Regions from separate parts of the Homo sapiens genome. Here region 1 is linked to region 2. Evidence: chromatin contacts called from ENCODE Hi-C or POLR2A ChIA-PET data. All regions are on one chromosome and are shown on one strand. The core of a region is the stretch at or near the end of the contact, and the rest is flanking DNA. Distances in the headings are between cores, read along the strand shown.

Region 1 (3,736 bases), core at 1,062-3,561, 760 kb after region 2:
TCCTAAAACTAAATGGTTTCCAATACAGTATCCCAACTATTGATGTAATAGAAGCCCATAATAAAAAGTTACATCTTTTGGATCAAAAAGGAATATTGATAGATATATCTGGGGCCCATTAATAAACATTTTCATTTCCTCAAAAGGAATTTTCTTCTTCTTTGGGGAAGTAAAAATGGAAAAATTTACACTTTTATTTCAATTAGAAATTAAGAGGCAGGTGCAGTGGCTCATGGCTGTTATCTCAGCACTTTGGGAGGCTGAGGTGGGTGGATCCCTTGAGTTCAGGAGTTCGAGACCAGCCTGGGCAACATGGTGAAACCTTGTCTCTACCCAAAATCCAAAAAATTAGCCAGACGTGGTGGTGGGTGCCTGTAATCCCAGCTACTCGGGAGGCTGAGGCACAAGAGTCTCTTGAACTTGGGAAGCGGAGGCTGTAGTGAGCTGTGATCTCACCACGGCACTCCAGCCAGGGCATCAGAGTGAGACTCTGTCTCAGAAAAAATAAATAAATAAAAGAAATTAAAAGCTGACATTAAATAAACTTGTTGAAAAAAATTGTATGTTAACCATTTATTCTAGTAAAGGCTGAATTTTCCAATCTTCCCTCCATCTTCAGAAAAAAGCAATCTATTGAGCTACTTAGACTTCCCAGTTTTCTCTTATGGTTGAAAGGAGCCTTAGAAAACTACCCAATGTCAGTCACTTCTCTCATTTTACAGAGAGGAAATGGAAGTCCACAGAGGTTAAATAACTGACTCAGTCACACAGTTAGACAGTGGTATAAGTGGACTAGAAACCACATTTCTCAATATCAGTTTAATGGTTTTTTTCCATTACAGAAGAATAATTGCCATAGTGCTTCTACCACATTAGAGTTTAATAAATGGGTTACTGAATATCCTTGTTTTCATACAAATGGGAAAAAAGTGGGATCTGTTGACCATAACTGATATTTTGCACCCAACAGCACCATATTGCTACAAGGAAACCACTCCTGTGGTTTTCTGCTAGAGGAAATGGAATTTTGACTTCTACCAGAAAGACAAGGTGTGGAATAGCTTGGCAGATGTAATTTCTGAGCGGTGGGTGGGGCAAGAGGCAGGAAGACTTTCCTGTGTCACTCACAGAACTTGGTCAATAAACACAGTTCCAAGAAGAGAAGTGACAGAAAACAAGCTCGGCATAATATTAGAATTGTCGGCTGTGTGCGGTGGCTCACGCCTGTAATCCCAGCACTTTGGGAGGCCGAGGCAGGTGGATCACCTGAGGTAGGGAGTTCAAGACCAGCCTGGCCAACATGGTGAGACCCTGTCTCGACTAAAAATACAAAAATTAGCCGGGCATGGTGGCATATGACTGTAATCCCAGCTACTCAGGAGGCTGAGGCAGGAGAATTGCTTGAACCCGGGAGGCGGAGGTTGCAGGCAGTGAGCCAAGATCGCACCACAGCACTCCGGCCTGGGCAACAAGAGCGAGACTCTGTTTCAAAAAAAAAAAAGAAAGAAAGAAAGAAAAAAGAAAAAGAATTGTCAGGTGCACTCTAAGATTAATTTATATAGGATTTTTGTATTTCATGTCACGCAGTTTTCATTATTTCTGGCCAATACATAATTCACATGTTTCTTTGCTCAATTATGGCATATGTGTCAGAATTCTTCCTGATGGTGATCCTACTCCTGGCTGCAAAAATAGTGATCAAAACTCAGTAAGTCTACACATTTTAAATAAAATAATTTGCAAAAATTATTCTAAGGAGATTTTTTCCCCATCACAGAGGCAAAAAATATAACACTAGGGATGCATATGATAGGATACTTTGTGCAGAAGGAAACAAAACTGCACACGAGCACAAATGAAACAGAAACTACCCCAATGGTTTTTAGATGAACCTTTTTGGGTGAAGGTAGTTGGGGTGAAGTACGGAAAACGAAGACGAAATAGGGAAGAGAAGTGAGAGGGAGGACATGGTAACCTCGATATCCCTCTGAGGGACCAAGAGAGCGCCCCCAGGAAGAAGACTCTCGGTCTCCTGTGCTGACAATCCTCCCGCTGCACCTGCCCAAGCATCCCGCGTGGAGCATGCTGGGAGAGGGCTGGGGCCCAGGCCTCCCCCAAGAGAGGGAGGGGAGTCAGGGTGCGCTTGGGGTGGGGGTCGAGGCCCCGCCACTCACCCGCGTCTAGAACGGCTTGGGGACAGGAAAGCGCAGCCGCGCACGGGTTTCCTCTCACGTTGGCGCACCACTCCGTTACGCTCCTGACCAGGCTGTTCTAGCTGCAGGCGGTGTTCTCTCGTTGGTCTCGCTAAAGGTGGGGAGCGCCAGGAAACGAGCGCCGCGAAGGCGGGGGTAGTGGGGCGGGGTAAAGGAGCCGGCGGCTGGGCGGAGCCGTCCGTTTGCCCGCCCGCGCAGGCGTCGGAAGGGCCGGCGCGCCCGCTGCGCGCACACTGCGTGCCCTTTCTCCCCGCCCCCTGCCGAGTTCAGAGACTTGCTATAGGCCTGCGTGACCCGGACGCTCTCCTTTACCCAACGGGCGTCCAGAGAAGAGGCCGTGCGTACGACTCGCTGACACCTCCCATTTCACCTTCCTGGCATGGAAATTGCGAGAGCGAGAGATTCTTGCTCCCGGTGTCGCTTTTTATCAGACCTCTTGATGGTTTCTCTGATGTACCCCTGCGTCCTTGAACCCTCATATTGCCCACCCCCCCAGTACTCCTGGGCTGAGACCAAAACGCAAGCCACTGAAATAGTCACGTAATTATGACACCAACGGTTTCCTATTATTACTGGAATGAGATCTGAAGCCCCACTGCCTGGAATCCAATCCTGTCTTCACCACACCTTTTGATATCCCAGGAAAGTTATTTCACCTCGCTGTGCCTCAGTTCCCTCATTTGTAAAGTACAGAAAATGTCACAGTAGTGCCTATTTCATAGAAAATTAGATGAGATAGTGCATATGACTCCCTTAGCAAAATTTCAAGCCTAGAGTAAGCATTTACTAAAAAGTACTGGCTGTTATTATTCACCCCAGTATTTCTAGTACTTAACCACAGTGCCAGCACGCAGTGGACAGTAAATATTAGTGGAATTAATGAATATTAGAACTACAGCTGAGGAACCAGGCCTAAAAAGGATAAGGAAATTTCAAAAGTCCACACAGCAAGTTAATGGCAGAGGTGGGACTGGAATCCAGGTCTCTTTTTTTTTTTTTTTTGAGACGGAGTTTCACTCTTGTTGCCCAGGCTGGAGTGCAATGGCACGATCTCGGCTCACTGCAACCTCTGCCTCCCGGGTTCAAGCGATTCTTCTACCTCAGCCTCCCTAGCAGCTGGGATTACAGACGCCCGCCACCACGCCCGGCTAATTTTTGTATTATTAGTAGAGACGGGGTTGGCCAGGCTGGTCTTGAATTCCTGACCTCAGGTGATCCACCCGCCTCGGCCTCCCAAAGTGCTGGGATTACAGGCTTGAGCCACTGCGCACGGCCCCCAGGTCTTCTAATTAAGAGTGCAGAGCTCTCTTTCCACGAAATATTTGATGTGTCTCTTTTTTTTTTTTTTTTTTTTGAGACCGAGTTTCGTTCTTTTTGCCCAGGCTGGAGTGCAATGGCGGGATCTCGGTTCACTGCAGCCTCTGCCTCCCGGGTTCAAGTGATTCTCCTGCCTCAGCCTCCCTAGTGGCTAGGATTACAGGTGTGCGCCACCACGTCTGGTTATTATTATTTTTTTTTTTAGT
Region 2 (4,050 bases), core at 21-2,520:
TCCAGGACCCTACTTCACCACCCGCCTGCTCTGTCACTTTCTCTACAAAGGAAGGACACGAAGTAAGACTTCCAAAAGAACAAAACGTTTATTTTTTAAATTTAAGAATTATGGGAAACCTAAGTAATGGGAATTGCATCCTCATCGGGGTCTTCTGGCAAGTCGGAAGCACCACCCTCTCCTGTAGCTCGATGCTTCTCTAGTTTAGCAATCAATTCTTTCGCTGGATTGAAGACGCCATTGGTCTGCTGGTCACAGACATAGCAGCGCGGGGTGGTGCGGAAATGCTGCAGTGCACAGCTCTCGCAGAAATAATGCCTGCACTTGGTGACAACTGGGTTTTGGAAGCTCTGGCGACAGATGAAACACTTGAATGGTATTTCCTCATCATCGCTTCCCACTTCATAGTTTTCATCCTCATAGACACCATAGCGACCCTCATCAAGCTCACGTTCGATCTGCCACCCATGCTTGTAATCTGAACGGTCATGGAGGAATTTGCAGCTGTCTCCGAAGCCGCAGAAGCCAGTCTCTTTGTAGTCCTTACAGATGTCGGGCTGGTAATCCCAGCGCACGGTGGCACGTAGATGCTCGGGCGCTCGGATGGGGCCCTTCCTCACCATCCCGGAAGAGGCATTGCCCATAGACGTATCCTTGGGCTTCATGTATTTCTGATAATTGTTGATTCCCCGATAGATCTTGTCATCCTCCTTGCCCCTCAGCTCCTCCTGGATCTTCTGGCTGCGCTCAAAGATGGCTTGTGCATCGCGCTCTTTCTCTGTGTCCAGCTCATAGACAGCTGTCGCTCCCATATCCTCTGGTCCCACGGGTTTCGCCGAACGGGTGGATTTATAAACCACGCCGAGACTCTCGGGCTCATTTTCCTCTTCCTCTTCGCTGCTCAAGTCGCCGTAAGCCGCCTTCTGTTTACCACTGTCACGGGTCTTCTGTATCATTGGATTGTGGGTCACCCGCTTCTTTTCCGGTCGAACCACAGTGCAGCCTTCGTCGCTACTGCTGCCGCTTTCTCCGGGCTCTGGGTCGCAGGCCGGGCGCTTTCTGCGTCCAGCAGCCCCTTTCCGCCCAGGCTTTTTGAAAAGGAAGGTGCACACCTGATCCACCGCCTTTCCTGGAGAAAGCTGCTCTGCCATTTTAGAGTCCTGAGCTCCGAAACAGCCGTGGCTGCCTGGGTTGCACTTGGCCCCTGCACGTCACTCCACGTTGCGCGCTCCGCCGGGAGTCGAAGCAAAAGACACTGACGGAAGAGGACTGCGAGAGCCCGAGCGCCCGTCTCTCTTGTGCCCTAGCAGATTCCGTCGCTTCTTCCGGAGCCGTACGTGGCACCGCCCCGCTCGCGGGCGGCCGCGGGGCTTGCTGGGAAGAGAGGCGAAGCCAGGTCACCTTTCAAGGACCCAGAAGTAGGGTTTTGGCCTAGGTAACGGGGCAGAGATGTGGTTCGAGATTCTCCCCGGACTCTCCGTCATGGGCGTGTGCTTGTTGATTCCAGGACTGGCTACTGCGTACATCCACAGGTTCACTAACGGGGGCAAGGTAAGCCGGCTTCGGCCCGGGGGCCGACTCCACGGGCTGATTTCCGAAAAGGGTGGTGGGCAGGGAGACCGTCAGCCTGCGAACCCTCTCTCCGAGGTCGGCCCTCTACTTGCTTCCGGTTGCCTAGAAGCCGAGGCTTGCGAAACGAAGCCCGATAGAAACTACATCCTGCTCTAGTGAAAAACAGCGTTTCTGGGTGTATCAGAGTGGGCCTTAGGGCAGAGTAGCGACGCGGGGGCCGGGAAGGTAGATTAGAAAAGGTGGCTCAAGCCTGAGAATCGCTCACTGCAACCTCCGCCTTCTGGGTTCAAGAGATTCTCCTGGTTGGGCGCGGTGGATCACGCCTGTAATCCCAGCACTTTGGGAGACCGAGGCGAGCGGATCACCTGAGGTCGGGAGTTCGATACCAGCCTGACCAACATGGAGAAACCCCGTCTCTCCTAAAAATACAAAATTAGCTGGGCGTGGTGGCGCATGCCTGTAATCCCAGCTACTCGGGAGGCTGAGGCAGGAGAATCACTTGAACCCAGGAGGCGGAGGTTGCGATGAGCCGAGATCGCGCCACTGCACTCCAGCCTGGGCAACAAGAGCGAAACTCCGTCTCAAAAAAAAATAAATAAAGAAAGAAATTTTCCTGCTTCAGCCTCCCGAGTAGCCGGGACCACGCCTGGCTTTTTTTTTTTTTTTGTAGAGGCGGGGTTTCATCATGTTGGCGAGGCTGGTCTCGAACTTCTGACCTCGGTTGATCCACCCGCCTTGATCTCCCAAAGTGCTGGGATTACAGGCGTGAGCCGCCGCGACCGGCCACCCTTGACTTTTTTATTCCCCACTTTCTCTTGCAAGCCTTTAGGAATTTACTGCGAGATCTTGTTTTTTTACATCAGGATTCATTTTCCCCTCTTCCTAGTCCTTCACATCATCTCAAGAGTACAGGATATAAATTTATTTACTTTTTGATTTTGTTATTGTTCTTCACGTGTGATCTACAGCTGTTGTTTCTTAGTGTCCCAAAAGACAACAACTAGATATTTCTTTTTTTTTTTTTTTAAAAAAAAAGGAAAAAAAATTCATGTTGGTTAAAATAGTGTAAAAAGTCACAGGTACCAACTTAATCCTAAAGTTTAGTGGTCTGATTTTATTTAGGAGATTCTGTTCTTTGTACTACTAATTTGCATTTTTATTTAAACGATGATTCCATTTCTCTGGAATGTCCCTTTTAAAAATTGTAGTATCTATCAATTGGGTCACTCACTTTTATAAACTGCAACAATAATTGTCTCTTATTTGAAGGAAAAAAGGGTTGCTCATTTTGGGTATCACTGGAGTCTGATGGAAAGAGATAGGCGCATCTCTGGAGTTGATCGTTACTATGTGTCAAAGGTAAGATGCCACTCTGATGCCAGCCTTTTGCCAGGGTTGAGGTGGGTTCTGGTAATGCCTTGCCAAGGGTCATACAGTGCTAATATATAACTAGCATTTTCTTATCTACTAGTGAGGTTGGCATCTTTTTACATATTTAATCTTTTATATTTCTTTTTTTTTTTTAGTTTTTCTTCTGTCATATATTTCTTATTCTGTGGATTGTTGCCTATATCCTTTGCCTGTTCCATTGTCTTTTTCTTTTTGAGCTATGGTTCTTTATATATTCTAGACTTTAATTTTTTTGTCTATTTTATATATGACATTTTTCCCAGTCTGCTGTTTGTCTTTTTTACTTTATGATGTTTTTCATCAGGTAGTTCTAAATTTTGATATTCAATGTATCATGTTTTGTTGTTCTGGATTCTAGGTTTTTATGTCTCCCGTACAAAGGCCTTTTCTATCTAAGATTATAAAAATACTTTCAAAAAATAAAATAGAGACAGTCTTGCTGTGTTGCCCAGGCTGGCCCTCAAACTCATAGGCTCAAGTGATCTTCTTGCCTCAGCCTTCGGAGGAGCTGGGACTGCAGGTGTGCCACTATACCTGGCTCATAAAAATACTTTTAAAAAATAATTTCTCCTAATATTGTTAGTTTCTTTAAAAAATTAGTTATTTGGTTACATCTACAGGTCATTTTGGAGTATAATGTGAAAGGAGGATTAACTTTACTTTTTTCCAACAGGTAGCTAGTTATCGCAATTACCCATTTATAGAAGAGTTTAGTAGTCCTAGCTACTCAGAAGGCTGAGGCAGGAGGACAGCTTGAGCCCAGGGGTTTGAGGCTCCAGTGAACTAGGATCGTACCACTGCACTCCAGCCCGGGCGAGAGAATGAGAGCCTGTCTCAAAAAAAAAAAAAAAAAAAACCACCAAGCACCCAATTTATTTTTATTTGTAATACCACTCTGGTAAACTAAATTTCCATGTACACATGGGCCTGTTTCACGGATGTGCTTTTCTATACTCTAGGTCTGCCTATTCCTGCAACAATACTTCATTTAAAGAATTACTATAATTTTATATTTTGATTCAATTATGACATTGCCATTTTTGTAGGTCAAAAACGACCAAGCAGTAG

Evidence for each region. A loop is a pair of places that touch in the nucleus more often than their neighbours do. ChIA-PET counts read pairs that join two places held with the same protein, here RNA polymerase II (POLR2A). Pooled maps may share reads with other maps.
Region 1: a loop to region 2 is called in a map of CD8-positive, alpha-beta T cell, with 10 times the contacts of the local background. The contact joins the promoter of C1GALT1C1 here to the promoter of RNF113A in region 2. A Hi-C loop is called at or near these places in 1 of 168 maps with a recorded cell type or tissue (CD8-positive, alpha-beta T cell) and 5 of 50 pooled maps. POLR2A ChIA-PET finds 5 or more read pairs at or near these places in 2 of 52 experiments (Caco-2 and GM12878).

What each region holds. Positions count from the first base shown.
Region 1 is chrX:120,627,743-120,631,478 of GRCh38, forward strand. It overlaps C1GALT1C1 (C1GALT1 specific chaperone 1), which reads right to left and starts at 2,312. Exons shown (of 2, transcript NM_001011551.3): 1 at 2,175-2,312. RefSeq lists an enhancer at 1,693-2,620 and a silencer at 2,280-2,549.
Region 2 is chrX:119,870,463-119,874,512 of GRCh38, forward strand. It overlaps RNF113A (ring finger protein 113A), which reads right to left and starts at 1,271. Exons shown (of 1, transcript NM_006978.3): 1 at 13-1,271. The coding sequence starts at 1,151. The coding sequence ends at 120. NDUFA1 (NADH:ubiquinone oxidoreductase subunit A1) reads left to right here and starts at 1,370. Exons shown (of 3, transcript NM_004541.4): 1 at 1,370-1,551; 2 at 2,842-2,931. The coding sequence starts at 1,450. RefSeq lists an enhancer at 984-1,693.